Linked DNA regions of Homo sapiens: region 1 is linked to region 2. A link is a loop called in an ENCODE intact Hi-C map of the cell type or tissue named here. Cell type or tissue: adrenal gland. All regions are shown on one strand. Links, peaks and the distances in the headings refer to the core of each region. The heading gives the core; the rest is flanking DNA.

What was found. Hi-C counts contacts between places; a loop is a spot of excess contacts. Peaks named below come from ENCODE experiments on the same cell type or tissue, not always from the same donor. Only the 100,000 strongest peaks of a DNase experiment are listed, where the experiment ranks them.
Region 1: a loop joins it to region 2, with 2.0 times the contacts of the local background. A loop is called at or near these places in 7 of 110 quality-filtered maps.

Annotation. Positions count from the first base shown.
Region 1 is chr1:150,913,277-150,916,216 of GRCh38, reverse strand. The region is part of intron 1 of LOC107985204 (a long non-coding RNA gene); the gene reads left to right. CTXND2 (cortexin domain containing 2) reads right to left here. Exons shown (of 2, transcript NM_001384189.2): 2 at 2,925-2,940. Among named protein-coding and RNA genes, the nearest start is that of SETDB1, 12 kb to the left of the region's middle. RefSeq lists a cis regulatory region at 1,251 and an enhancer at 1,179-1,323. In adrenal gland, for the core only: no CTCF peak of the experiment used is centred there; no DNase peak of the experiment used is centred there.
Region 2 is chr1:150,811,886-150,814,764 of GRCh38, reverse strand. It overlaps ARNT (aryl hydrocarbon receptor nuclear translocator), which reads left to right. Exons shown (of 22, transcript NM_001668.4): 20 at 526-688; 21 at 1,427-1,593; 22 at 2,655-2,879. The coding sequence ends at 2,744. It also overlaps the pseudogene RNU6-1309P. Among named protein-coding and RNA genes, the nearest start is that of CTSK, 5.1 kb to the right of the region's middle. In adrenal gland, for the core only: a CTCF peak has its summit at 1,460; no DNase peak of the experiment used is centred there.

The DNA of each region.
Region 1 (2,940 bases), core at 262-2,761, 100 kb before region 2:
GCAGTGAGCCGAGGTTGCGCCATTATACTCCAGCTTGGGCGACAGAGCAAGACTCCAACTCAAAAAAAAAAAAAAAAGAAACAAAAAAAAAAGAAATTTGAAACACGAAAATGGATAGCCTATTCAAAAAGTTTAGATTAAAAAGAAAGGAAAATATTTGGATAGATATATGTGTATATATATATATATATATGCACAAATGGACTTTATAGCGATTACCTTTGGAAAGAAGGAATGGGAAACAAGGCAGTAATCAAATAACTTTTTGCCTTTTTTTTTTTTTTTTTTGAGATGGAATCTCACTCTGTCACCAGTGGGGTGATCTTGGCTCACTGCAAGCTCCACCTCTGGGTTCATGCCATTCTCCTGCCTCACCCTCCCGAGTAGCTGGGACTACAGGCACCCACCACCATGCCCAGCTAATTTTCTGTATTTTTAGTAGAGATGGGGTTTCACCGTGTTAGCCAGGATGGTCTCGATCTCCTGACCTCATGATCCGCCCGCCTCAGCCTCCCAAAGTGCTGGGATTACAGGCGTGAGCCACCATGCCCGGACCTACTTTTTGCCTTTTTATCCCTAGGTGATGTTTGAAAAAATTGTTTTACAATATGCATGTATTACCTTTATAATAATAATTTTTAAAATGTTGATTCAAACACAAATGTAGAACCCCAACACCCACCAGACACACCCACATTAGTAGTGGGAGGGTCCTGGCCCAATGTAACTTCTCTGCAGACCAATTGGACCTGTAAATTGTTAGTTTGAGGTGGGTGGAAGGGATGATTAAGAACATCAGGTTAACAGAGATCATGTGATCAATAAGACCAAACAAACTGAAGGTCCATGGGCTGCAACTCCCTGAATCTCCGTACCAAGGATTATCTGGCCACCCAGGCTGGATGGAGTGCAGTTGCACGAGCACAGCTCACTGCAACCTCCGTCTTCCAGGCCTAAGCAATCCTCCCACCTCAGTCTCCCAAGCAGCTAGGATTACAGGCACGGGTCACCATGCCCAGCTAATTTTTTATTTTTTAGTAGAGATGAGATCTCACTATATCGCCCAGGCTGGTCTCAAGCTCCTGAGCTCAAGCGATCCTCCCACCTCAGCCTCCCAAACTCCTGAGATTACAGGCATGGGCCACCACACCCAGCCTCCCCTTTCTCTTGAACAGTATTCGTACTGGCTCCATGTGGATTTGCTTTAGATTGTTCATCTTTTTCTGCTTTCACAAATGATCCACTTCTTCTAACTGATGCATCTTTTCTTAGGTTACTGGAGAAAGTCAGATAATTGTCAAACCTGTGATTCTCCAGTGACTGCATATTGATGCTCTCATTAATCATGTGTTAGTCATGCAGTTTATGTTAAGAAGTGGTGGAGAGGTTAATCTCTGAGTTCCTGGAGGGAATGCACTGCAGTCCTCAAGTGCTGACATCAACCCTTTATTTATTTATTTGAGATGGAGTCTTGCTCTGTTGCCCAGGCTGGAGTGCAGTGTCGTGATCTTGGATCACTGCAACCTCCACCCCTACGTTCAAGCGATTCTCCTGCCTCAGCCTCCCAAGTAGCTGGGATTACAGCCACCTGCCACCATGCCCAGCTAATTTTTGTATTTTTAGTAGAGACGGGGTTTCACCATGTTGGGCCAGGCTGGTCTCGAACTCCTGACCTCTGGTGATCCACCCACCTCGGCCTCCCAAAGTGCTGGGATTACAGGTGTGAGCCACTGCACCCAGCCTTTATTTTTATTTTACTTTTCCACAAACACCGACATAGCTGACATCAATCCTAATCTGCTTTTCACCTGATCTGCACCTTGCCCTGAGTTTCTTTTCATCAAATCAAATCATGTATCTCTCTTGTCCCCCTCCCCACATCCTCACTTTACCTCCCTGCCAGCTTAACCGATACAATACAGTACCTTGTTCTGGTGCAGGCAAAGTCTAGTATCTTCCGCTTTGATTCCCCTGTCTCCATTTTCCCTGGAGGCTTACTCAAGCTAAGGAAGTGGGCAGTCCCACATCCAGGAGTCAGAAACAGAGACCAATGATCAGGTCTCTGCTAACAGTGCATGGCTAAAGTTGTGTCTCTATACCATGTGGTATTGCTGTTAAAACCCAGTCCAGCTTGGTCCCATGGATACATGTCTCCACTGAAGTGGCTACTTGCTGGTCCAAGTCACTGCATAAGCCCAAGTGATACCCTCCCAGTTAGATTCCAAGGTTATGGCTCTCAGTTCATACTCATATGCTAGGTTACTGTTGACTAGAATATTAGGCCATCGTGGCTGGATGTGAGGGCTTTGATTCTCCATCAACTGCTGTACTAAAACCAATCCTCTTCAGCCAAACCCACATTGAGTCTTGTTCAGCAATTTAGGTGCTCCCTTTCTTTCTAGTGAATTCTCTTAAAAGCTTCCCTGCCAGTTGGCTCATACACCACACCACTCTATCAAAGTCCCCTAACTTCAGACTTTGGAGAGTAAGGGCTATGATTTTCTTCCCTTTGCTCTTAAAAGATCCCTGGGGGCTGGGCGCAGTGGCTCACGCCTATAATCCGAGCACTTTGGGAGGCTGAGGTGGGTGGATCACTTGAGGTCAGGAGTTCGAGACCAGCTTGGCCAACATGGTGAAACCCTGTCTCTACTAAAAATACAAAAATTAGCCAGGCATGGTGGCGGGTGCCTGTAATTCCAGCTACTCTGGAGGCTGAGGCAGAAGAATTGCTTGAACCCAGGAGGCAGAGGTTGCAGTGAGCCGGAATCACACCACTGCCCTCCAGCCTGGGCAACAGAGTAAAACTCCGTCTCAAAAAGAAAAAAAGATCGCTGGGATGATGGTCAGAATCATGACCATCATCTGCATCATCATATATTATGTATTAATTTCCTATGACTGCCATAACAAGTTACCACACCACGTGCCTTAAAACAACAG
Region 2 (2,879 bases), core at 380-2,879:
TTCAAGTGATTCTCCTGCCTCAGCCTCCTGGGTTGCTGGGATTACAGGCACGTGCCACCATGCCCAGCTAATTTTTGTATTTTTAGTAGAGACGGGGATTTCACCATGTTGGCCCGGCTGGTCTGGAACTCCTCACCTCAGGTGGTCTGCCTGCCTTGGCCTCCCAAAGTGCTGGGATTATAGGCATGAGCCATGAGCCACCCCGCCTGGCCTGCATATAATACTTTACTGTTATGAATGCCTCTAGTTTTATATAACTTCACAGTTTATAAGATGCTTTCATTTAATTCTTACAATTTTTATTAATCCCATAGTTCATTGCTTTTTTGTAATTTTATCTCAGCTGCCTAAAAAATAGTGTCAAGAGAGATTGAGAGTTAATTGGAAGAAATATACAATAGGAAATAAGTGATGAGCTTGGTTCAGAAGGATGCAGTGATTGACAGTGTTGACTCTCATAGGCATGGTATGTGCAATGATGTTAATGCTGTATTTGTTCTATATCCCCTCTCCATCTCTCTTTAGCAGGTGGCTACCCAGGCTACTGCTAAGACTCGTACTTCCCAGTTTGGTGTGGGCAGCTTTCAGACTCCATCCTCCTTCAGCTCCATGTCCCTCCCTGGTGCCCCAACTGCATCGCCTGGTGCTGCTGCCTACCCTAGTCTCACCAATCGTGGATCTAACTTTGGTGAGTCCAGACCATAAGGAGAGTAACAGGAAAATCGCACCACTAAAGAGAAAGGATTTGGTAGTTAAAGTTGTTTGCCTGTGTTGTGGGTACACTGACCTGATTGTAGGGAAATGCAAGGTGACAATCTATTTAGAATTTAAAACCTACCAGCTGGGTGCGGTGGCTCACGCCTGTAATACCAGCACTTTGGGAGGCTGAGGCAGGCGGATCACTTGAGGTTGGGAGTTCAACCCCAGCCTGACCAACATGGAGAAACCCTGTCTCTACCGGGTGTGGTACCGCATGCCTGTAATTCCAGCTACTCGGGCGGCTGAGGCAGGAGAATCGCTTGAACCCAGGAGGCAGAGGTTGCGGTGAGCTGAGATCGCGCCTTTGCACTCCAGCCTGGGCAACAAGAGTGAAACTCCGTCTCAAAAAAATAAAAAATAAAAAAAAAAAACTACCCACATGAAAAATACTTTAGCACATATAACAAAAATCATGTGAATTTTTATACATTTAATAGTATGCACATTTAACCTAAATGAGTAAAGAACTCTATGGAAAGGCTGCCTGGAGAAGAAGAATTAATTTAGGGCTGAGTTTTGAGATAGAAAAGGCATTGATTGGCAGAGAGAAGGACAGAGTTATCCTAGGTAAAATTAATGGCTTACCTATAGTTGTTTACTTGTGGCATTAGTACACAATGGAATTGTGTAGATTGGAGTTGTTTATTCTTCCTTGCTGTATTTCTAGCTCCTGAGACTGGACAGACTGCAGGACAATTCCAGACACGGACAGCAGAGGGTGTGGGTGTCTGGCCACAGTGGCAGGGCCAGCAGCCTCATCATCGTTCAAGTTCTAGTGAGCAACATGTTCAACAACCGCCAGCACAGCAACCTGGCCAGCCTGAGGTCTTCCAGGTAAGAGAGTGAAAAGACTTTCAAAAATTAGAAGCTGGGAGAGAAAGGGTCCAGGAGGAGGAGAGACAGTGAAGGAAGCATGCCTGGATTGAGGTGTTTGGTTGGGGGTATATGTGAGAAGACAGAGAGGGATAAATGTAGGGATCACTGTCAGTTATTGAAAAGATTGCAGAAGCTAGATGCAGTGGTGCTTGTGTATATGATGTCAGCCCCTTAGAAGGCTGAAGCAGGGGATCACTTGAGGCCATGAGTTCAAAGCCAGGCTGAGCAACTAGCCTGATCCTGTCCCTGTCAAACAAACAAAAAAGGAGTATGAATTGAGTGTGATACATACCATTTAACCAGAACAGACAAATTTAGCACCATAGGAAGATGCCAAAGAAAGTTACTTTAGCTCATTCAAATAGCTCCATATACCCAAGTCACAGTAGCTTTGGGTTTAAAAGAGACAGAATGATTAAAAATAAAAAGTAGTGCTCGCTTCAGCAGCATATATACTAAAATTGGAATGAATATAGAGAAGATTAGCATGGCCCCTGCGTAAGGATGACACACAAATTCATGAAGTGTTCCATTTAAAAAATTATAAAAAGTAAATGAAATAGAACATAATGATTATAGCCATAATGGTCTATTTACACAAGTCCTGAGGGACTGCAAGAGTGAATGGAGTAATCTTAGGCAGGACAAAGGAAGAGCTGGTTTAAAGCAAAGATTGAAAGAAAGCAAAACAGGTCTTGGTGGAAAACAAATAGGATAAGAGACTCCATATATGTCTATAGGGGGTTATATGAAATACAGCAAGCAGATTTTTCTCCCTTTGAAAATATTGAGAACTAGGAAAAGGAAAAAGGTGGAACTGTAGGAGGAAGACAGAAGGGATTAGGAAAAAAGGCTGCGATCTAAAGGAGTCAAAGTTGTTGGAAGTAAGGAAGGCTAAGAGCTCAGCACAGCAAAGACTCGGGGTCAGGGATGGTAGTGCAGGGGAATGGTGGAGTAGAACTTGGTAAGTGTAAGAGATCAAGGTGTGTGACCCAAACTTAATCTTTTTCTTTTATCAGGAGATGCTGTCCATGCTGGGAGATCAGAGCAACAGCTACAACAATGAAGAATTCCCTGATCTAACTATGTTTCCCCCCTTTTCAGAATAGAACTATTGGGGTGAGGATAAGGGGTGGGGGAGAAAAAATCACTGTTTGTTTTTAAAAAGCAAATCTTTCTGTAAACAGAATAAAAGTTCCTCTCCCTTCCCTTCCCTCACCCCTGACATGTACCCCCTTTCCCTT